Regions from separate parts of the Homo sapiens genome. Here all the other regions are linked to region 3. Evidence: chromatin loops called from intact Hi-C (ENCODE). Cell type or tissue: HCT116. All regions are shown on one strand. Region 1 has its middle 83 kb from the start of SOD2. Region 2 overlaps FNDC1 (fibronectin type III domain containing 1). Region 3 holds the start of LOC101929142 (a long non-coding RNA gene).

What was found. A loop is a pair of places that touch in the nucleus more often than their neighbours do. Peaks named below come from ENCODE experiments on the same cell type or tissue, not always from the same donor. Only the 100,000 strongest peaks of a DNase experiment are listed, where the experiment ranks them.
Region 1: it touches region 3 in a loop (2.3-fold over the local background); 3 of 110 quality-filtered maps call a loop at or near these places.
Region 2: a loop joins it to region 3, with 5 times the contacts of the local background. A loop is called at or near these places in 5 of 110 quality-filtered maps.

The regions. Positions count from the first base shown.
Region 1 is chr6:159,605,910-159,613,909 of GRCh38, reverse strand. No RefSeq gene overlaps it. Among named protein-coding and RNA genes, the nearest start is that of SOD2, 83 kb to the left of the region's middle. In HCT116, a CTCF peak has its summit at 4,738; a DNase peak (open chromatin) is centred at 4,719.
Region 2 is chr6:159,213,597-159,221,596 of GRCh38, reverse strand. It overlaps FNDC1 (fibronectin type III domain containing 1), which reads right to left. Exons shown (of 23, transcript NM_032532.3): 5 at 6,446-6,652. Among named protein-coding and RNA genes, the nearest start is that of FNDC1-IT1, 23 kb to the left of the region's middle. In HCT116, a CTCF peak has its summit at 3,908; a DNase peak (open chromatin) is centred at 3,906; H3K27me3 peaks cover 1,665 bases.
Region 3 is chr6:159,459,916-159,467,915 of GRCh38, reverse strand. LOC101929142 (a long non-coding RNA gene) reads right to left here and starts at 4,559. Exons shown (of 3, transcript XR_943178.4): 1 at 4,497-4,559; 2 at 1,405-1,569; 3 at 169-210. RefSeq lists an enhancer at 4,899-5,404. In HCT116, a CTCF peak has its summit at 4,301 (motif pointing right); a DNase peak (open chromatin) is centred at 4,315.

The DNA of each region.
Region 1 (8,000 bases), 150 kb before region 3:
ACACTTCGATAATTTTCCCCCTTGAACTTTCACCAAAACAAGTTTCCTTAGTGCCTATGTGTTGATAATTCTATGTAATGACTTAAGAAAGTACATGACTAGCCTCTAGCTAAATGCAGATATCTGCACTATGCTCCCTGTAGTAGGGGCTGGGATATTTGTGCCTACTCCTGCATGGAGAAACTATACTCACAGAGGGTGGATTTAGCAGGACTCAAGGATGTCATCTTTCCACACTCATCCTTTACGATAAGAAGAACATGAACAACCTTAAACACAGGTAGAAATTGGTGATTGGCTGTGGTTTGGGAAAGGGGCCTCCAGAGGCCTTCCGTTTGTCCATAGCCTCTGCCTTCCAGCCGCTGTCACCCAGGCAGTGGGGGTCCATGGAGCCTCCATCCTTTGGTTTGTCCTGTGCTCTTCTGTATCAGTGCTTCTCTCAGCCCACCCTGTGTGCATGTTATTGTTGCTTTGTGTGTGGTGAGTGTCTGCTAAAGTCAAACAGAAATGTTTACAGAATTAAGTGGGGTTGGGTCACATAGAAAATATTGAAGAGAAACTTATACATTGGCAAAAAGGAAAATAAAGTGAGAAATATTGATTCTGTTGGAAAGAAATCGTATAGGATCTTCTGCGTTGTGGCATAGTTTTAGAAACTGGCTCCTAAGCCCAAGTCCTGATGGTGTTTCTGAGCAGCTCAGGGCATTTTCCCAATGTAGTGGATGTAGTTTGGCTCCATGTCCCCACCCAAATATCATGTCGAGTTGTGACCGTTAGTGTTGGAGGTGGGACCTGGTGGGAGGTTATTGGATCATGGGGATGGTTTCTAATGGCTTAGCACCATCCTCCTAGACTTGCTTGTTTAGAAGTGTATAGCACCCACCCCCCATCTCCTGGCCATGTGAAGGCCATGCCTGCTTCCTCTTCACCTTCAGCCTTATTTGTAAGTTTCCTGAAGCCTCCCCATCCATGCTTCCTGTACAGCCTGTGGAACTGTGAGTCAGTTAAACCTCTTTTCTTTATAAACTACCCAGTCTCAGGTAGCTCTTTATAACAATGTGAGAAGGGACGAATACATTATCCAACACCTGTCCCCAGTTCCGCTACCTGTGGGAAGAAGCAGTGGTGAAGCTCAGCACTCAGGGTGAGTGAGTGGTGAGGCACGCGATGTATATGTCTGCCCTGCTGCTGGGGCGCCCATCTTTTTTTGTCTTCTGGCTTTCCGTATTACCCACTGGGACACTGGGCTTTTGGTGGAAGTGCAATCAGAACTTTCTAAACAGTCCAGATTTTAAATATTCAGCATAAATATTCCCCAAGACACAGGAAAATGTGTTAGACCAAGGGTTCTAGTTTTGGACTTGAGAAACAGTTACAGAACACGTAGGGCTGGGTGTGGTGGCTCACGCCTCTAATCCCAGCACTTAGGGAGGCTGAGGTGGGCGGATCACAAGGTCAGGAGATCGATACCATCCTGGCCTACGTGGTGAAACCCCATCTCTACTAAAAATACAAAAATTAGCCAGATGCGGTGGCATGTGCCTGTAGTCCCAGCTACTCGGGAGGCTGAGGCAGGAGAATTGATGAACCTGGAAGGTGGAGGTTGCAGTGAGCCAAGATTGTGCCAGTGCACTCCAGCCTGGGTGACAGAGCAAGACTCTGTCTCAAAACAAAACAAAACAAAAAAACAAATAAACCACATAGTGGCATCCCATTGGCCCGAAATGACGCATCCCTTGGGATTCGGAGCTCAGCTTTCTGCTTCGCCTTATTAAGGAGCTAGAGCTGAAGAACGGCTTGTTGGGGCAACTTACAGGAGGATTCACATTTTTAACAGATTAGTCGGGTTCTCAACTCAGAAGTAACCTAGTGTTTTCATGTTTTCAGTGGTGGGCCAGGTGATCAGAAATCCAAATGTGTGTGCATTTGTTGCCATTCCCTTTGTTAGAATGATGAATTGAGGGACTTTGAGTATTAGATGTGACTTAAACATGAGTCAGATACGTAGAAACTTTGTTCATGTTATTTTCTGTATGTCAGTAATCTTTCTTAAATTTCATATTTGTAGCTTGGTGTTAAACATGAAAATCTCAAAAAATATATAATTAATTGAAGCTATAGTGGAAATTTGACACTGTGAGCCTGGTAGCAGTCTCTCAATAGAAGCAGCCTTACACGTCAATCTGGACTTCCATGACTAAATTCAGGAAAGAAATAGCTCTAAGAGTGAGGGATGGTTATAGTAGGTCTTGCATGCTGTTTAAAAACAATAAAGGCCAGGCACAGTGGCTCACACCTGTAATCCCAGCACTTTGGGAGGCCGAGGGAGGTGGATCACGAGGTCAGGAGATCGATACCATCCTGGCCTACGTGGTGAAACCCCGTCTCTACTAAAAAATACAAAAAATTAGCTGAGTGCGGTGGCACATGCCTGTAATCCCAGCTACTCAGGAGGCTAAGGCAAGAGAATAGCTTGAACCCAGGAGGCGGAGGTTGCAGTGAGCCGAGATCATGCCACTGCACTCCAGCCTGGGGGACAGAGTGAGACTGTGTCTCAAAAACAACAACAGTTTTTGTGGGAGTGTATTCAGGTGTCCAAATATTATCTGTACCTAAGCAGTGGTTTTTGAATGTTTCGTTCATGGATTTTTTTCTTTAAACGAAACATTACTCTAAAGGCTAATATTAAATCAGATGAAGACAGAGCTGCTTTAGTTGAGGCCTGGGTTGGGGGCTGAGCCCTCATTCTTGGCTTTTCCTCCTTGAGGCAGCCCACGAACACTTCTGCAGAACTGCCAGGCCTCTTGAGGAGTGGCTGGAATGCCATCTGTTTGTGGGAGACCAGAACATGCAGCCCAGAACATGAAGGTTTGTTGAACTAAAGACAAGAGAAAGCAGATGCAGGAGAGCTCTCTGCCCCACCTCGATTTGCCTAAAGTGGGACATAGGTTTGCAAAGACAAAAGGTGTCCTGCCGCGCTTCTACCAGAGAGAGTGAAGGTTAACCACTGAACACAACTTTAGACCTTTGTTGTCTGGAGATGGTACCAGAAGAATCTATAGGAGCAAGCTTTGCTAACTAGCCTTCGTCTGCCATTTATTTGCCTTTTACTAGTTGCTGCCCCTAGCAACTTTTCCTTTGTTTTGTCCTTTTTTTTTTGTTTTGTCACTTCTCTAAAAATTAACTGTTCTTTGTTGAAGACTCTATATAAGCTGAAATCAAGGCTACCTCTTGGAGAATTACTCATTCTCTGGGTGTCTTATATGTCATGTATATACAAGACATACATGTTCATAAGCTTCTGTTTGTTTTTCTCTTGTTAATCTGTCTTTAGTTCTAAGGAGTCCATTCCAACTAAGAACCTATGGGGGTTGAAGAAAAAATATTCTTCCCCTACACATCTAAAGGAGTGACTCTTTGAGATCTCCTGGCACACACTAAATCGACTGCTACTCGACCATTCGAGTGTCCCTTGAATGTGGTGTTGGTTCATGGAATCTCTGCTATAATTCATCCAAAGAAACTTTGTACTTGGCCATAAATAATACTGTGCCATTTTTGAGTCAGGGAAGACTCTCATTCAACCTAGGTGGGTGTTCAAAGTAAACCATCTCTCAAAGCCAACACATGTAGAAAAATAAAGTTTTACCCTAATAGGCTTTTCTGTTTCCAATGAAGAATGAAACCTGGAAGATGGTGGGAAGGTAGCTGGCACCTCTGAGAGTCAATGTGCAGGACAAATGAAGCATCTGAATCTCACATCCTGGTTTATTCACTGGGGCATGAGCTTGAGGGTAGATAATACATATTTTCCTCTCTTTGTAAAAGGCCTGGACTGGGCCAGATGACACTTGGAAGCTGACCTCAGAAGGCTCTGTTTGGAAGGCTGTTGTGTGTCATATGATGAAAGCTGTGGGGATGGTGACCAGGCCAATGGTTCCCAGTGCCAAGCTTGGTCTCCACAGCTTCAACTTCATTCCAAAATAATTGAAAACATGTGGTAAAATATGCATTTTCTTAAGGTTCAGAATTTCCTTGGGATGTACTTTCCATACTATTTTCGTTTAAAATGCTGTGGCCAAAAAAAGTTTGTATGTCAGTATTTAAGTGTTTTCAAACAAATCTTTTAAACATAAAAATTCTGAAGGATGAACACAGGGCCGAATCATAGTTCTGAGAATTGAGGCAGGTGAGCAGCCTAAAGGAAATGGCTTAAAGCAATATTTCTCAAAGCAAAATGATGAGTTTTGTCATTACAGTTTATAATTTAGTCCAAATGTCTTATACGCCTGCTCTCTTAAAAATAATTCTTACATCTGGACATTATGTTTGTGACATCCAACAAAGAGGAAAAAAAGCATCTGCCCATATTTATCCTGCACAAGTTTCCATCTGCAGCAGAAATAACAGCGCCAAATGTTCATAGGGACCAAGCAGATAAAGAATGTGAGGGAACCCAGCTGGGGGTGACTGTGACCACCAGGAGAGCAAGTGCCCATTTAAAGAGAGTTGCCATTTAGAAAGACAAATCCTGTGTTGCCAGGGGTTCTGATTTTTCAAGATACGCTGGAAATTAACATTTTAATGTAAAATATCCTGACTTTTAAAGTTTTTGAAATTAAAGATAGAAGTACAATGTATCGTCCAATAAATACCCTTGAAGGACAGACTTGGCCTGGGGCTATGAGTTTGCAATCTCTGGTCTGCAAGGTGTGCTGCTGGTCTGAAAAGTTAGGTGGCAGCAGAGCCCCACTGGCCTTGCAAAAGGATGGGACAAGTACTCATCAAGATACATTGGGGTTTCAGGGTTGGGGAGTAAGGTTTGTACTATCTCTGTTTCCAGCAGTTTAGTGGGAAGAATGAGAGACAACTTTAAGATGAAGTCAGAGAATGCAGCAATGCACATGTGGGTAGAAGTAGGTGAGGCGAAAAGCGAGTTCCAATGAGAAGAGAAGATCTGGAGCCATGGCCACTAGAGAGCTTGCATCACATTGATGAATGGCTGAAGAGGAGCTTAGAAGAAGCATTGGCTGATGCCAACATCTGACAAATATTTACTCCTGGGTAGTGCTTTTAGCTCTCTCAAGACAGAAAGATAAATATCTGTAGTTATTAACTAATTGTCTTCAGGGCACCTTGTTACCTTTCTCTTCCTCCCCAGCCTCACTACCTCAGTAAACTCCAATTTCTTTTTTATGTTGTATCTCAACCAGTTGATCATTTAGAGTTGACTGCACTCACAGCTGAATCTCTCCCATGATTGTAAGCTCACTTCAAATAAAAGGGCCCCCACCCTGTTCCCTATACTACCTTTGGGTACTGTCTAATTAGATATGCCATGATTACAGTTAGAAGAGTGAGACCAATCAGGAAAATGAGAGAGTTTTCTTGGGCTGAATATGAAGATTCAGAAGCAAATAGGGTAAAAGGTGGGATGAGGTTCATAGGTCAAATATTCTAACTCTAGTAGGTAACTAACTGTATGGGAACTTACGGAGCTATCCTAGCCTCACCAGGCCCACTGATATGAAGTGTCACAGGCTGGGAAGAACCTGAAAAGTCCTCCCACCTCCACTGTATCCCATGTAGCTGAGACCAAGGAAAGGCAATGTCAATTGTCTTTTAGAATCAGACTCTAAAAAAGAAAAAAAAATGTCCAGAAGATTTCTAATTCTCACCAAATTGGAGTAAAACTATTGAAAAAAGGATGCTAACACTATGCTAATGGGAACATTAATCCAAAGAAAACTGGGATGGCTATAATGATATCTGACAAAGTAGATTTGAGAACAAAGTAATTAACAGAAATAAAGAAGATCATTTCATAATGATAAAGGGGTCAATTCAAGAGGTTATAACAATTATAAACACTTATGTGCCTAATAACAGAGCTTCAAAACATGTAATGCAAAAACTGATAGAACTACAAGGACAAATAGCCAGGCCACAAGCATGTTAGAGATTTCAATACCTCTTTATTAATAATGAAAAGAACAAGTTGACAGAAAAATTGTCAGAGATATAGAAGAGGACCTGAACAACACTGTTAATGAACCTGACCTAATTAGCATTTATAGAACACTCCACATAACAATAGCAGTATACACATTCTTTTCAAGTGCACACAGAGCATTTACTAAGATAGATCATATAATTAGCCATAAAAGAAGTCTCAATACGTTGAAAATAAGAATACTTATACAGTAAATGTTCTCTCATCTAATGAAATTAAATTAGATATCAGTAACAAAAAAAATTCTAGAAAATCCAGATCTTTGAAAATCAAACAACACACTTCTAAAAAACCTCATAAATCAAAAAAGAATTCAAAGGAGAAATTCAAAAGTGTTTTCAACAGAATTAAAATGAAAATGCAGCAGATAACAATTTATGACATGACACTAAAGTAGTACTTGGGAAAGTTAGGGCACTAAATTATATCAGAAAAGAAGAGAAGTCTTAAATCAATGACTTCACTTTCCAACTCAGGAAACAAACGATTTCTTAAAAAGCAAATTAATTTCAAAGTAAGTAGAAGAGAGGAAATAATAAAGAAATTAATAAAATATATACTTGAAAAACAATAGAGAATATTTATCTTTGAGAAAAATTAATAAAATTAATAAATCTTAGCCATACTGACCAGGAAAAAAAGACAGAAGACACAAATTGCCAATAGAAAAAATGAGAGATGTGATATCATTACAGATTCTACAGATATTAAAAGATAATAAAGGACTATTGTGAACAATTTTATGCCAATAAATTTGACAACTTAGATGAAATGGGCACATTCCTTGAGAGATGTAAATTACCAAAGCTCACTCAAAAAGAGATAGATGACTTAAATAGTCCTGTATGTATTAAAAACATTGAATTCGTAGCTATAAAATTTCCCACATAGAAAACTTCAAGCACAGATGGTTTCACTGATGAGTCATACCAATTATTTACAAAAAAAATTATTCCAGTTCTACCCAAATTCTTCCAGACAATTAAAGAAGAGAGTACTTCGTATGTCACACTGTGAAGCTAGCATTACCTTATAATAAATGATAAAGGATAATAAAACCAGACAAAGACATTATAAGAAAACTACAGACTAATATCATCATGAGAATAGTTACAGAAATTCTTAACAAATTTTTAGTAAATTGTATCCAACAATATATAACAAGAATGACATGTTATAGCCAACTGGAGTTTATCCTAGGAATGCAAAATTGGTTTAAAATGTAAAAATCAAACTGTATAATTCACCACATTAACAAACTAAAACAAAAACAACAAAATATCATAGCAAAAACAAAAAAAAAAACCTAAAGTCAAATCATGTTTTCATTGCAATAGACCAAGAGAAAGCATTGTCAGATTCAGTATTCATTTATGATAACATCTCTCAGTTAACTAAAAATAGAAGGAAACTCCAACCTGGTTAAAGGTGTTGATCCAAAAAACCATTTCTATTCTCATTTGCCTCGTAAACAAGTACCGCACAGAGCAGCGGATATAGTGGAATTAGTTTAAGCTTCTAGGTGAGAAATAAACTTGAATTCAAATTATGGCTTTTTTAATGCTGTGATCATAAACAAATTACGTAGCCTTTTTGGCTGGTCATGGTGGCTCATGCCTATAATCCCAACACTTTGGGAGGCCAAGGCAGGAGGATCACTTGAATCCAGGCATTCAGGACCAGCCTGGGCAACACAGTGAGATCCCATCTCTAATAATAATAATAATAATAATAATAATAATAATAATAATAATAATAAAAAGTAAATAAATAGCCTTTCTGAGCTTGAGTTTTCTTATTTGTAAAACAGATAATGAAGCCTATGTTTTGGAACTGTTTGTGGTACAAACAAGTTATCTTATGTCACTGCCTGGCACTGCTTACACACATTAAGTACCCTTCCCCTTTTTTTGTTCACCTGGTTCTGATGAGGGTGAGTTGGCAGTTTTCAGCATCTTTATTAGACACAAATGCTCACTGCAGATCT
Region 2 (8,000 bases), 250 kb after region 3:
TGTGGACCAGGGAGTGAGGGATGAGATTCTGACTTCCATTTCTCAGGAACACACATCCCCTGGGGCTGGAGCGGGGGTTCTGCATTCCTCCTCCCCTTCCCCTTTTTCCGTTTCCTCTTTCTGGGGGTATTCCCACTTCTTGAGGACTATGAAGGGCGAGCCCAAGAACTGCAGGAATTAAACTCAAAAAGAACACTATTATGTTAGAAAATAGGGAACTGATTTTTTACCAGTAATTCCTGAAAAATAGGTTTCTACCTCATCAGCATCAAAAAGAGATAAGCAAAAACAAAATCATCAAAAAGAGATAAATGCTTTAAAAAAGAAAAGAATAACACGTTTACCCACATAATTCCCCCAATTTCTTTCTACTTCCAAAATTGAGAAGAGGAGGTTACTCTGTTTTTAATCTGTCACCAGAAAGAAAGAAGAAAAGAAAAGAATAGCCAATGTGCAACATGAGTAGCCCAGGTCTTTCTTTCCCTGTGGAATGCTGTGCCCTTCAAAACTAAAATCCTCAAAACAGAGTCTCTGAAGATTTGCTAACAGCACATGGAAGACTTTAAATGTACCCCTTATTTCTGGATGGTTCTTTCAGTCAGTTCTTGCCCGCACCCTCCGAGGGTCCCACTAGCATGCAACTTAGCCTGAACTTGAAAATTGAACAGCTGGTCCTTGAACAACACAGGTTTGAACTGTGCAGATCCACGTTATACGTGGATTCTTTTCAACCAGATGCAGATAGGATTGTATTCCAGAGGTGCCAAACCCGTGCACAGGGAGGGCCAGCCTTTACTGTACGTGGATTCTGCAGGGTCTTGAGTCTGCACGGATTTGGGTATACTCAGGGAATGCTGGAACCAATCCAGTGTATACCAGGGGCCATTGCACTTGAAGAAAAAAATGCAATGATGGAACAAAACTTGTCCTCTCAATTACTATGGAATCATAAAGTCTGAGACCCAGGTAAAACCTTTTTTATTTTTTATTTGACCTTCTTATCTTACAAATAAGAACATAAAGCCCTAACAATTGAGTGACTTGCCCAGGGTCACACACTTAATAACTTACAATCTATCCTGAATCCAAAATTGCTAATGCCTCACTCCAGACTCTCTGACCAAGGCTCCTGTTGCAGCTTTAATCTTTTCAAGAATAAAAATGAGGCGATCTGGCCTATTTCTAGTGCCAATAGTTATAATATCAGGTAGGACCTAAGTAAGTTAACGGAAGTGACACTAAGATCCTAAGGGGAGCTGAGAGCACGCACTCTCCTTCAGGCACTGCACATGTTCAGATGGCAGCAGGAAATCCCTCTTTTGTCTTTACAAGCATGTTGTGCTAAACGTGAAAGAAGACTTGTGTTCAAAATTCTCACACAGAGGGACTGTTTATGGACAGTGAGCTGCTGTAGAAGAATCAGAGGTTTCAAAGGAAGAGGATAATATTTGACAGCCTGCTCTCTACAGAGAGAAAGCGGGTGATACTCTAGCCATAAATGAGTAAATTATTTATACGGAGGCACTCGGCACTCACCTCTTATTCTACCAGAAGATTTTAAAATGTTTTATAAAAGGGAGGGAATAGTTTGTAACACTTGAATGCACAGAACATCAAACTAAGCTTCTATATGGAGGAGTCACTTCAGATCTGTTCATTACTCGGTGCTATTGACAATGGAATCTCGCCAGAAGTAAACAAACAAACAAACAAAAATGGCCATTCGACCTCACAGTCCAGGGACACATTGTAAGTAACTAATGGAAAGCAGTGTCCCATCATTTCTCAAGAAACGAATAATTTCCCACAACTGAAATTTGTATATGCCTTCAATGTATTTCTTAAAGTTCTGAGATTTTTTTTTAATGCCCAGATTTCTTGATTTGCTGCACTCTTGAAACTAAACTCGGCCCAAGTTTATCATTAAGAAAAAGTTTTATTCTGCAGTAAACACAATGACAGCTCTCCCCTGTGCTAAGCTTCTCACGCGCGCATCTTCATTGAGTCTCAACAAAGCCCCGCGCAGAAGCTACTGTTGTTGTCTTCACTTCACAGACAAGGAAGCGGGCCCACCCAGATCTGCGGGCACCAAAGCCTGGCTCTCAATAACTGCAGATGAGGAGGGGCGGGTGCAGAGCTGACCAGGCCACAGCCACCCAGCAAGCTGTCTCTTCCTCATAGAGATATGATGAACATGCAATGGTGTCAAGATGACCTCTTTCTGTGCCCCTGATTACTGAATAAAGAGGGGAAATGGCCGGGTGAGGTGGCTCACGCCTGCAATCCCCAGCATTTTGGGAGGCCAAGGTGGGTTGATCATTTGAGGTCAGGAGTTCGAGGCCAGCCTTGCCAACATGGTGAAACCTTGCCTCTACTAAAAATACAGAAATTAGCTGGGCATGGTGGCAGGTGCCTGTAGTCCTAACTACTTGGGAGGGTGAGGCAGGAGAATCTCTTAAACCCGGGAGGGGGAGGTTGCAGTGAGCTGAGATTACGCCACTGCACTCCAGCCTGGGTGACAGAGCAAGACCCTGTCACAAAAAAAAAAAAGAGGGGAAACTGAAATTCCCAAAATGGCCCCCACATCATCAGCCCAGTGACCCCAGGAACCCCCAGTCAGTGCCACCACATTTGCCCACTTTCCGACCTCAAGTGTGTAATGGACGTGGCACAAATGTCCTCCCCCACTCCCACAGCTCCTTGGTGACTTGTAGAAGGAAGTCCCTTGCTCCCTCTCAGCTCCCTGTCCTGCAGCCTCCTCTCCCCTGACAGTTCCACAGCCCCTCCGGCTGCAAGTCTTTGCCCAAATGCCACCTTCTCTGTGGGGCCTCCTTTGACAGTCAGTTCAACACTGGTGCCTCCCTGGGATCGCGTCTGATGCATGAGATGCCCAGTAAGACGTGTTTAGTGACAGAGAGTGGCTCGGAGAGTGGCGCTCCACTGCAGGACATAAGGCCCACCCCTCAAGGTTCCTTAACATGCGACCACTCTGTAGTACCAAGGGTTCTGTGGCCTCTCTGGTATAAACGGCTTGAAAATCCCATGCAGGATAAGTGCGTAGACAGGCTTCCCATGACACGGCAGGTCCATTCCAACACCGCGAGGAGAATCCACTTCAGCCCCATCCTGCACCCGCTTTTCCCCGCGACGGGGCAAGCTTCCAGGAGCCCTCCTCCTCACGGTGATCTCTTACATCATTCACGGTAGCAAGTCTAGTGCTTTATATGTGTGAAAATTTAAGAGCTAACTCATTTTACCAGAAGCCCAAGAGGCTGTCCGGTCCACCCAGGTGGGGACCGGAGCCCACCCCGATCTCAGGTCCAATATTTGCTCACGTTCAGGCAGCAAAAAACATCCTTCCACTATGTTCCGGTGAGCCAGCAGTTCACCACTGAAGAAATAAAAACAACAACAACAACAGATCCAGCCAGTTGAAACACTTGTTGATGCTAAGTGCCACTTTAGTGTGTGCCGTTCCCGGAAGGCTCAGAACAAAGCAAGCTGTCCGTTGAAACAAAGCTCCCCTGCAACAGCGGAGATGCAAAACCAGGGACTCTATTTCCCTGCTGATATGCCGGGCAGAATTTGGCCCGCATCACCAAAGTACGGTCAGCTCACCTGTGTAGGGGTGGCTCAGGAAGGAATGACTGAAGGGTATACAAATTACTCTGTGGCTTCAGGGGGTTGAGTCTCTAATTCAAGGTCTTGCTGCTAATTCTAAAGTCATGCTTGGCAAAGCACATCACTCTAGAGTTTCTACTTTTGCTTCCTGCATTCCCTTGACATTTCACATGCCGCTGCAACAGAGGGGTGGCTGGTCTCCTTTTTGCTTGAATAGCTGGAGTCCATACGCTGGGCTGGCTTTGACGCTGCGCCTGGCTCTCTCGGCTGCCTACGCCACCATGTGGAGACCATGTAAACACACAAAATGCCATGCGGCCAGCCCGTGCCTGGAACACCCACCAGGCAGCAGAGCTCCTCCAAGACAGTCTTCAGCAGGTGGCTGAACAGCAACAAACAGAAAAGGGACGTCCTAGGCTGTATCAGGGAAGGGATCTGATGTGACCATCCACCCAATGTCTCCACCAGATCAAATCCAAACTGCTGATATGCGGGGTAGAATTTGGCCCGCATCACACAAAGTAGAGTCAGCTTACCTGGACCCAGGGGGCTGGCCTCGGAGGTACTGAAGAGCACAGAGCTGCTTATCCAGGCTCCGAAATGCATGGCTGTGCCTTCCTCAGAGTTAGGAGCTCTCAGAGCGCCTAGGAGTGTGGGCTCGCCGGGCTTCCGTCCAAGCAAGTGCTCTGTTTCCGCGCCAGCCTTGGCTGTCTCCTGAGCCCCTGTTTCTCTCTGTGCAGGCCGGCATCTCTCCTCCTAGGCAACTCTCCCCTCTCCTCCTTTACCACGCCCTTGTCTGGTCTCATCCATCTCAGTCACACTGCCCATCCCCCTCCTTGTCTGAAGGATTTTACCTTTTAAGACTAAGTAGGTGCCACGCAATGGGTGCCAGGCTGCCTTCTCAGCAGCGCATCCCCACATAGCACACGCACCTTCCCCACCGCTCCCACCTCCAGCCTCCACACCACGGGGCAGGAAGCTGAGACCCTGCCTACAGGCAAGGGAAGAGACCAGGTAAGGGAAGAGGCCCCTCCAGATAAGGGAAGAGGCCCCTCCAGGTAAGGGAAGAGAGCCTGGATCTTACTGGAGTCTTCTAGAAGGCCCAATCAATCACATCCTTTTCCTTGCTTGAGTACTGAACTGATTAGGAAATGCCAGAACAGTCATTTGTGGGGGCTGAAAGCCCCCTTACATGACAGTAAGTAAGAAGCAAGCTGGAGAACATAGGGCAAGTGTACTTTACACGGAACCCAGAATTAGGCTCTCTGCTCAAGCAGCCCTGGGCCCTGCGTGTGCTCTCTGTGGCCCGGTTTCCCCACGAGGGGCAGAGATGAAAGGGCCCAGTTATGCTTGCCCCATGCTCCTTCCAACTCACCAATGAGAGAAGCAGGGAGCAGGGGTGAGACGGCTCTTGGCACTATCTCCACAAGCAGGAAGCATCAGGCCCGAGGGATAAGTCGACAAGTCGTGCCCCTCAGAGAGCCAAGCCTATGTCCGCTATCCAGGCTTATGGATGAATACGGCCTGCAAAGATCAGAACTCCCTCCAGGCCAGAAGGAGCACATAATCTCTTCCAGTCACAGCAAAGGTTCCCATCAGCATTCCCTGGCCAGTGCTTCCTTTGCCCAATAAGGGGCTGGACAAAAGGGAGGATGGCCTGTGTGATGGTTAATACTGAGTGTCAACTTGATTGGATTAAAGGATACAAAGTATTGGCCTGGTGCAGTGGCTCACACCTGTAATCCCAGCACTTTGGGAGGCTGAGGTGGGTGGATCATCTGAATTCAGGAGTTCGAGACCAGCCTGGCCAACATGGTGAAACCCCGTGTCTACTAAAAATACAAAAATCAGCTGGGTGTGGTGGCACGTGCCTGTAGTCCCAGCTACTCGGGAGGCTGAGGCAGGAGAATCGCCTGAACCCGGGAGGCGGAGGTTGCCGTGGGCCAAGATTGCGCCACTGCACTCCAGCCTGGGAGACAGAGCAAGACTTCGTCTCAAAAAAAAAAAGATACAATGTATTGACCCTGGGTATGTCTGTGAGGGTGTTGCCAAAGGAGATTAACATTTAAGTCAGTGGGCTGGGAAAGGCAGACGCACCCTCAATCTGGGTGGGCACAATCTAATCAACTGCCAGCACAGCTAGAATATAAACAGGCAGAAAAATGTGAAAAGAGAGACTGGCCTAGCGTCCCAGCCTACATCCTTCTCCTGTGCTGGATGCTTCCTGCCCTCAAACATCGGACCCCAAGTTCTTCAGTTTGGGAACCTGGACTGACTCTCCTTACTCCTCAGCCTGCAGATGGCCTATTGTGGGACCTTGTGATTGTGTGAGTTAATACTTAATAAACTCCCCTTTATATATGTGTGTGTATTCCATTAGTTCTGTCCCTCTAGAGAACCCTAATAAAGCCTGACTTGCAGTTTCACTCGGCTACCATGTCTCATCTTAATGGGACCCAAGGCCCAGTGTCCTAGGATTCTAAGACAAAGCTTCAAAGAACAAAATGACAAAAACAGCCAAGATGACAAGACTGGCCCTACTCTCAAGTCCAGGAAAATGGCCTGACTCAAGGAGTCTGTGCTGTCGGATCAGGAAGCAACTGACAGGCACTAGGAAGGCAGCCTGGGGCTGCCACTAACAGAAGGTTAAAATGATGGCGTCCAGGATGGACATGGAAGAAACAGTAGAGATTCAAATCATTGTAACATCTGGCAAGTGGACATTACAACTAAAATATAATGCTCTGTCATGAATGAGCTTCTAAATATTGAAATGATCCCAAAGACCATGGAAACATTGAATACCAATGAATATGAAACTCACCTAGCTTTTTAATTTCGTGTGTCCGTTCATCTCTTGTCAGTGGAACATAATTCATCTTCCGGCCACTCTCCCCGTAGCCCAGGAGAAAACCCCGTGATCTGCGTGGACTCTTGGCTCCAGACAGGCGTGGTGCCTTCCACGCAACGGACAGCCTGTCATCTGAGGACCGGACACGCACACGCAAGGGCTTGTTGGGCACTTCCTTTTCTTAAAGAGGGCAGGACACAAAAGTGGTTAGACAGTAGACCACTTAGAGTTTGCCATCATGCACATGAGGTCTTCAGACCCTGAGCCTCAACAATTAGCTGCTGAGCTTCAAACATGCATTTCTTGGTAACTAATTCTAGTAAGGACATTTTTCCCCCAAGGGTATCAATACTCTAACCACATATTCCTCCCCACATTTCATACCAAAAGGTCTCAAGAAATTAAAATAAAACATTCCATGTTGTGAGACTGCCCGCCAGAAATCTTGGATGTTTTACAGTGTCCCTTTTTATCTATTTCCTTTTGTCCCCTTTAGGCCAAAACTATATATTCTCAGGAAAGAGCTAAAGGTCAGTATAAAAATATAGCAGAGAGACATTATGTGCTATTTATAACTCTCCTCCAGAAAGCTTTTTCACTGTAATGTTGAAAAGACGGGCTTTCCTTGCCTTTACAATGAATCATTAACTGATTTCTATTTTGGGTCCTAATTTTTCTTCCATGTCTAAGCCTTGCTCCTCCAGACAAAGCCTGGCCATGCTACACCATCGCTGCTATCCTCTGTGTCTGTTGTTTTTTTTACTTGCTACATTAATCAGTTTTGAGAAATCTCTTGCTAAGCCAGTTAATCTCAAGAAATGCCCTCACTATAAACTTTCCCAAAGCAGTGTATTCTGGTGATCAATACTTAGTGTTTAAAATTTTGCTTGTATATCAAATAAGAGCTGGTATGTTTGGAAACAAGGGTTATGGATCATGTGACTACCACCTTGCCCTCTTTTAGAATATGCCACTAACCACATTGTAAGCCCTCATTTGGGGATCCAGTTAGGCTAAGGAGCACCTCTTTAATTGTGTAAGGCAGTTAGTTCCCAAGCATTCTTCCTCCATATATACATTAACCCCATCACCAATTCTGACTAATTTTATTAGATTGGAAAATTCCCAGCTAGGCTAACATTTCAACACTAAGACATAAAAACAAAATCTAATATCACAATTCAGCATGCCCTTCAAGAACACATAAATCAATAGCCTTTGGAGATGCTGAAATGGCAGACACCTGGTTCCAACGTCCTGAATCTAACCAAAAGGAATATCCACTTGTAGATTAGCTGGAGCTACCCAACCAGTCACTGGGCACCCCATTCCTATAGGCTACTAAGAGAACACCATGGTATGTTCAACAAATACTTTCCCCAATAATCAAAGTAGTAATTGTTTTAAAGGTTTTTTTTTTTTTGTTTTTAGTCCAAAAGTATAGTCCAGTAAAATGAGCAGATCTACTGAGAACACACACACTGGTCTTATGTGAGTCAGCTGGAACATAAATCATTGAGCAGAGACA
Region 3 (8,000 bases):
ACTCAAAATAACTCACTTAGGGTGACTGCACAGAGAGTCTCTCTCAGCTATTTTAGTAATAACACAATAGCAACCCACGTTAGTGCAGCTGGGCTCCTTAAATATTCCTTCCTAAGTCATGTAGTACACATTTTAGAAGCCACATTAAAGTACCAAAATTACCCACAAACCGTTTATTGCTACAGTTCACTCCCGTATTTTCTTCTCAACCTGTGGGTAAAGAAAGACATAGATAAATTCATCTGATGCTTTAAAGTGGCAGAGCTATAAATATCTGATTTTTCTCTGTGTTTTGAAAAATTGAATAGTCATAGAAAATTCTTATAACAGTATTTACATAAGTGAGCACTTCCTCTTTCCTTTCTTCCCCCTCGCTCTCCGTATCCTTCCTCCTTCCTCCCCTCCCCCTTTCCTTCCTTCCTTTTTTCCTTCCTTCTTTCCTCTCTTTCTTTACTAAATATCCATATTATGCTAGGTATTGTTTTAGATTCCAAGCCAGACACAAAGGTAAACAAAATATAGTCATTGCTCTCAAATGTCTCACAGCCTTCTGAATCTTTTGAAGAGGAAAACCTGAGAATTATATAAAATTGTTTCATTAACATAAGAGAATCTGAAGATGGCACAGAATGTTTTGGGGGATGCTTCCTTGATTCCTAGTTCCTTTCTCTGTAGATTCTTCCTGTTCAAGGCACAGGCGTAGACAGTCATGAGATGCCTGGGTCAGAAACATAAGACTTTAATACTCACAGCAATAGCAGTAGGCAGAGTATCAGCAGTTGTTCATATCTGTCCTGAGCCCCAATTTCCATAGGGCGTGTGAAGAAGGCCAGATGACACTTATTCACATAGTGACTTGCATTATAGGAGGAGATCCCTGAGCTCAGAGAACCCAAATCTTTCATGATGGGCAGTAAGTTTGCCTGCCCTTTTCTCCAACAGCAGGTATTAATTCTGTTTTTCAAGGCTGGTCACTATACATGGAGAATTCTTTCCCAATCCTCTTGCCTCTTACCTTTCTTTTTGTTTGTTTGTTTCTTTCTTTCTTTCTTTTTCTTTCTTTCCTTCTTTCTTTCTTTCTTCCTTCCTTTCTTTCTTTCTTTTTTTTTTTTTTTTTTTTTGAGACGGAGTCTCACTGTTGCCCAGGCTGTAGTGTAGTGGCGTGATCTTAGCTCACTGCAATCTCTGCCTCCCAGTTCAAGTGATTCCCCTGCCTCAGCCTCCCGAGTAGCTGGGACTACAGGCGCACACCACCACTCCCAGCTAATTTTTTTTGTGTTTTAGTAGAGATGGGGTTTCACCATGTAGGCCAGGATGGTCTCCATCTCCTGACCTCGTGATCCACCTGCCTCGGCCTCCCAAAGTGCTGGGATTACAGGCATGAGACACCACACCCAGCCTCACCTTTCTGTAAGTCCAAATAAAAATAAAAGCAGCTGGCAAATCTAAAGTGAGATATAAGTGGATTTCTCCTCCAGGTTCAGGATCCAGATGTTGTCTCTGCCAGGTGTCCTTTCCCACCTTGCCTTCTGTTCTCCTCTCCCCTCCTCTCCAGCTCCATATCATGCTCTGCCAAAGAATGCAAGCCTTCACGTGAGCTGAATCCATCCTGGGCAATACTATTAGGCCCATTCTAAAGCCGGGGTTGGTAAACTATGTCACAAGCTACATCTAGCAGAAATGATTTTTTAAAATTTAATGGTTGTAAGAAAAGAAGAAGAAGAAGAAGCCGGGCACAGTGGCTCACGCTTGTATTCCCAGCATTTTGGGAGGCCAAGGCGGGCAGATTATTTGTGGTCAGGAGTTCAAGACCACCCTGGCCAACAAGGTGAAACACAGTCTCCACTAAAAATACAAAACTTAGCAGGGTGTGGTGGTGTGTACCTGTAATCCCAGCTACTCAGGAGGCTGAGGCAGGAGAATCACTTGAACCCAGGAGGCAGAGGTTGCAGTGAGCCGAGATCATGCCACTGCACTCCAGCCTGGGTGACAGAGCAAGACTCTGCCAAAAAAAAAAAAAAGGCCAGGCACGGTGGCTGGCTCACACCTGTAATTCCAGCACTTTGGGTGGCCGAGGCGGGCGGATCACGAAGTCAGGAGATTGAGCCATCCTGACTAAGATGGTGAAACCCCGTCTCTACTAAAAATACAAAAAAAAAAAAAAATTAGCCAGGCATGGTGACGGGTGCCTGTAGTCCCAGCTACCCGGGAGGCTGAGGCAGGAAAATAGCGTGAACCCACGAGGTGGAGCTTGCAGTGAGCGGAGATCGCACCACTGCACTCCAACCTGGGCGACAGAGTGAGACTCTGTCTCAAAAAAAAAAAAAGGGAAGAAAACAGAGACACAGAGACAGTCCACAAAGCCTAAAATATTTACTATTTCTCTCTTTCTAAGGAAAGGTTTGCTGAGTCCCATTCTAGAAGTAACTGAGTATAGGGGGAAGTCAATTATAAAAAAAAAAATGGCAGCTACAGCATCCCCAGAATGGATGAGGTGCTGGAGCACTAGGTGAACATGTTACCTTTCTATTTTTTGAGAAGTGCTGTTTCCTTTCCTGACAGAAAGCTGGGATGACCTTCCTCAGGTCTTAGAAGATGCAGAGCTCTCATATTATAAAATGGTACACACTGTCTCTGTCTCTCTGTATCTAAACACACATATTATATATCTAATTTAATTTACAATAACCTATACCTTATATCTATATATTATTGTGAATTAAATTAGAAAAAGTGAATAAGGGAATGAGAATTACAGATCCAATTATAATATGTGATTTACATACATATGGAGCCTGGACTCGTCTTCCTCTCCCAGTCAAGTGTAGCTATGGCGTCAATTAAGATTTAGATGATGTTCTCAGGTCTGGGGAATGAATTGCTGAGTGCCAGGAAAATAATGCTCAAGTGTCTGTGCACGCACGGAGCTAGCTGGACGCCGCTCCGACAGATTTCCTTTGCGTATCGAGCATCTGAGCTCTGCAGAAGTCTCTTCTTAAAGTCATCCTGAAGCCCCTCAGTCCTCAGATTGCTGCAGTATCTTATTGTTTTTAAGCCCCTCTGTTAACTTAAAGATTAAATATTTTTGCTCACACTCTCTAAGTGTCTGAAAATGCTCAAAATATTGAAAGATGGAGAAATATACTTGAGAATCTTTTTATTTACTTTAAAATGAGTGTGGGATACTTTCTCCTTCCAGTCTCTCTGGGACTGACTCCAGCTCTAACCTGGGCTTGCAGTGTGGCCAGCAGTTCAGTAATGTCCAACTTGACCTAAGTCTGATTTTTACTAAATCAAGAACTCTACTAAAAGATGTAAAAATGTGAATGATTGTTGTTTGCCACCTTGAAGGAAAATAGCAGTGTTAAATTAGAACATTCTCTCATCTTAGAGATGTTACTAACAGGTGACATTTGGATGCTGTTTCAGAGGAATGGGATTATACTGAATATTTTTCTAATATTTCTTTCGTTGTCACAAGGTGAGAAACAACTGGCACTGTTCTAAGGGCTTAATATGCATTAATTTAATTCTCACATCTCATGAAGCAGGTGCTGTTGTGAGCCCCATTTGACAGAGGAGGAAACTGAGGCACAGATTGGTAAATGGAAGAGCCCAATTTCAAAGCCTGATGATTTCGTTTCAGAGCTTGGACCCTTTCCTGGCTGACACCAGACATTCCTAGAACCCCTAATTATGTGCTAGAAGAGTGATTCTCCATCCTAACTGTAAATAATTTGTAGTTATATGTAAAAGTGGAGTTGGGTTCCAGGCTCAGAAAATTATAAACAAGTTTGTCACCTGCATAACTGTCTGGTGGGACATTGAAAAGTTCCACAAGATCGTCTTCTGCATTGTGGGCCCTCTAGTATTCCAGGCCTCCACCCACTAAATGAGGTCACACCCCATCTTCATGACTATCAATAAAGTAAAACAGGGCCAGGCGCGGTGGCTCACGCCTGTAATCCCAGCACTTTGGGAGGCCCAAGTGGGTGGATCACGAGGTCAGGAGTTCGAGACCAGCCTGGCCAACATGGTGAAGCCCTGTCTCTACTAAAAATACAAAAAGTAGCCAGGCGTGGTGGTGGAAGCCTGTAATGCCAGCTACTCGGGAGACTGAGGCAGGAGAATCACTTGAAACCGTAAGGCGGAGGTTGCAGTGAGTCGAGATCGTGCCACTGCACTCCAGCCTGGGCGAAAGAGCAAAACTCCCTCTCAAATAAATACATAAATAAAGTAAAATAAAGCCCCTACACATTTCCAAAATGCTCTCTAGGGGGCAGTAATCCCTCCATTAAGAACTATTGGTTAGCTTTTTGATGGTGACATTAAAGCGTCATTTCTCTAGGTTAAATCAACCTGGATAAGAGTTCTAGCCACAGGCACATGTCTGTGTTTCTACATGAGCATGAAGAAGCGAGTGCACTGTGGAGAGGATATGAATAATATCTCCCTCCCTTCCCAACTAAGGGAAGCCGGCCCACGCCTGCACTCACATGAGACTGTTCCCCACGATGGCACAGTAAGAGGAGACTTGAGAGAGCGCCCTGCTGTTTTGGTCGTGTGTGATGTTAGTGACTGCGTCATAAGAACCAAAGCTGATGCTTGATTGGAGTGTGCTAGAATCCAATCACTTAGAAGTGGGTCCGCCAGCAAATATGCAAGATTGATTTTTGGAAGCGATGCTGGAAACTGTGGCTGGCGAAGGTAGACGGAGCTTTGCTTTCCAATATCTGCAAGGGGCCGACTTCTCCGTAGCCTGTGTATGTCGGGGCACTCTCAGGCTTTCATATCGAGCCAGATGTTCCCACTTCCTTTTGATTCTCTTGCTGATGGAGAAAATTGCCGCTCTGGGGGATGAAATACTTCCCAATGACTTGGAAATTGTGATGGTAACTTGTAGTTGATGAATCATGAGTTGTTACCACAGGCCCCACAAAGACCCGCAATGCACACCAAAGACGGGCACCAAAACCACCCCAGTGGTATGGAGAGAAGCACGTGGTTCTCTCATTTTGAACACTCTGTGTTTTAAAGATATCAGTAATGTCTCCCTCCCTTCCCAAATTATTTTCTCCCAGGGAAGCTCCACGTTATGACATCTTCACAGATGCAGTCAACTGTTTTCTTTAAATGTCATTGGCCACCGAGGAGAGGTAGGCCCTAAGTCTTGTGGCCCCAACCCACCCTGCTGAGAGGTTGGTATGTGGCTCCTGTTTTGGGAAAGAGGAGGTAGGCGGTTACGTGACTCCCCCACTTCCTCCAGCTCTCTTGGCAAGGCTATTGGCAGATTGGAGCTTGCCCCGCTCTGGACTCAGAAGTTCTCATTTGCTACATTAGGCTGCTTCATCTGGCTCCAATGGGAGGATTCTTGGAAAGTTCTAAACTGGGTTACAGCCGCATTTTAGGCTGCCATTAATTGATTGTTCAGAGCTAAAATTAGAAAAAATACATTATAACGACTTTTACCATGTCAGAACCACCAATATTTAAAAATATTTCACGAATGTAATTGCTGGTGTGAAATATACTTGTTTAACCATCCCACCACTAAAGGAAAATCTTGGACTGAAATTCTTCATTTCAGGAAACAAATTATAAATTTCAACAGATAGTGGTTTGCCTCACTGAAGAGACACAGGCTTCAGGACCCAATAGGCTGGTTTTAGGATCTTGGTCCCTCTATTTACCAGCGGAGGGCCCCAATAACTTACTACCTCTCTGAGTCTCAGGTTTCACATCTGCAAAGTGTGGTTAAAAATATCTGCTTTGCAAAATAGTGTTTTGCACAAGGCTAACTGATAGAGAGAGAGAGAGAGAGTTAAAGACCAAACTGATAATTTTGTCAACAGCATGGAATAGCAATTGGGAAATTAATTTATTATGTCCTCTGTGTGGTTAACCAAACTAAATGTTTATTTAGCTAGGGTATTGTGTCTTGATAACAGCACCCCCACAAGAGAAAATTTAATATGTTGTAAATTAGGTTTTGGTATCAAAAATTTTGATAAGGTATTAAAATGTGGTACCTAATTTTGAATTTCAAAGACTGTGTGGATATTCATATAGCCACAAAAGTTTGTATACAATTTTAGAGGGTCCACAGACCACTGAATTCCATGCAAGGATCCCTTGAGGATCTATGGACCTTGTATTTGAAATCCCAGAATACTGCTTACTGAGAGATAGCTTTTATACTTGGGGTTCTAGATTTTGATAATCATTGTCAGGATTTGATTTTATTTTAAGCTAACATACACAACAGGTTGCTTGTTAAAAGAGAGCAAAGATCATGGAAAAAAATAAATCTGCTCCAAAATTATGTATTGTCTGTTTGTTCTCTGCAAATGCTTGGTGAGAGAGGGAAATATTTCACAGAGGTGTTCACTGTATTGGGCATTCCTAACAAGCTGTGGTTTCGAACATTCCCTGGGGCAGCTCGCTTCGTCTCATCGCTTGGAATGATCTCTGCCAGTGTGGGGCTGTTTACAGAGAGGAGGGGATGGGTTAGAGATGGATCTGAGCTATTAAATCATGTGGTTTCTGGGGACTTGGCCTCCTGGTGGCTTTGTTGTTTTTGAATAGTTGTTCTTGGGAGGGTAGGAAAGAGAAGGTATACGAATCTGCCTGCTGCTCAGAAGAGATAGTTTTATTTCTCATGCATTGCATATGTGTCTAAAACTTACTGCCTGAGTTATGCTTATTTGTGATTCCTACCTTTTTCCAGTTGCTTTACCAGATCTGTACCTATCTGAGATTAGCATCACTGGGGGAGAGTTTTGTTTGGGCTGAACTGAAGGACTTCAAGGCTAGCTGTGGAAGTTAGGGCACTTAGGGGAAAGAAAATCTGTAAGCGATCTTGGTCAAAGTCACTTTGCCTCTCAGGCTTTAGTTCTTCCATTGTAAAACTAAATCCACTGTTCGCCCATTTAGTGATTTTGCTCAATGCAACACATTTACTGAGAGCTACTATTTTCCAGGAGTGTTCTAGGTCCTTGGAACAGATTAATAAACACAGATCGCTGTTCCCCTAAGGGGAGTGGGTGGGAGGATTGGGATTGTAATTGTTCACAGGATGATCTAGAGAAGGAGGCATTGGAAAAGGACTTGACCTGGGAGATAGGAACAAGTTTTCCAGGCAGAGAGAAGAGCCAGAGATGCAGGCTCTTACCCTGCATCCAGGGTAAGCCTCATCCTTGGAGGAGTAGCAAGGGGGCCAGCGTGGCTGGAGCTGCAGGAGCAGGTAGGGAGGGGAGGGTATGAGGTCAAAGGCCCAGTGCGAGGTGGAGACAGCTCTGCCGACACCCTGCTTGGCAAATAATGCTTGGGCTGGGTTTCAAGCCCCATCCATGCCTGAGGCCATGAGCTGCCTACACAATGTGTGGAATTGGAGGCGGGGGTGCCCTGAATAGCCCCACATCAATTTACCTAAAAAGGAAAGACGGAAGTCACTTTTCCCTAGGCCACGGTGGCTTTGGCTTCAATGGGATTGCCGACAGCCTCTGGGCACACAAGTTCCATTTCTGAATCCCCACTACCTCCCACTCCTTCCACGCAGTCCCTTGCTTCTATACAAAGGGCTCCCAGCATCTCACATGTTTGCAAGTGACCACAGTGATCCTGCTGGCTCCCCAGGGCATCATTTTTCTTTGCCACTTCCAAAGCTTGCCAGCATCACTGAAAGCATGTCATTAACCAGGGGTGCCTCTAGGTCCTTGTGCAGAGCTCTTGGCCCCAGGGTCAACTGTCTGTCCTAGGGCATGATGGGCAGCACAGGCTCTCTCATGAGGGTTCCTGACCCTTGTGGCAGACTCTGAGCTGGGATCCTTGTTGCAGAAGCCACCCAGAGTGGACGGAGCAGAGCATAACTATTGGAGTCAGAAAAAACAAGGCCTACACTGAATTCACTCTGCCATCAGCTTTTAGCTTCACAGTGAATTGGCTGTACAACCTTGGGCTTGTTGCTTAACTGTTTGTGTTTAAAATGGGAATTATAATAG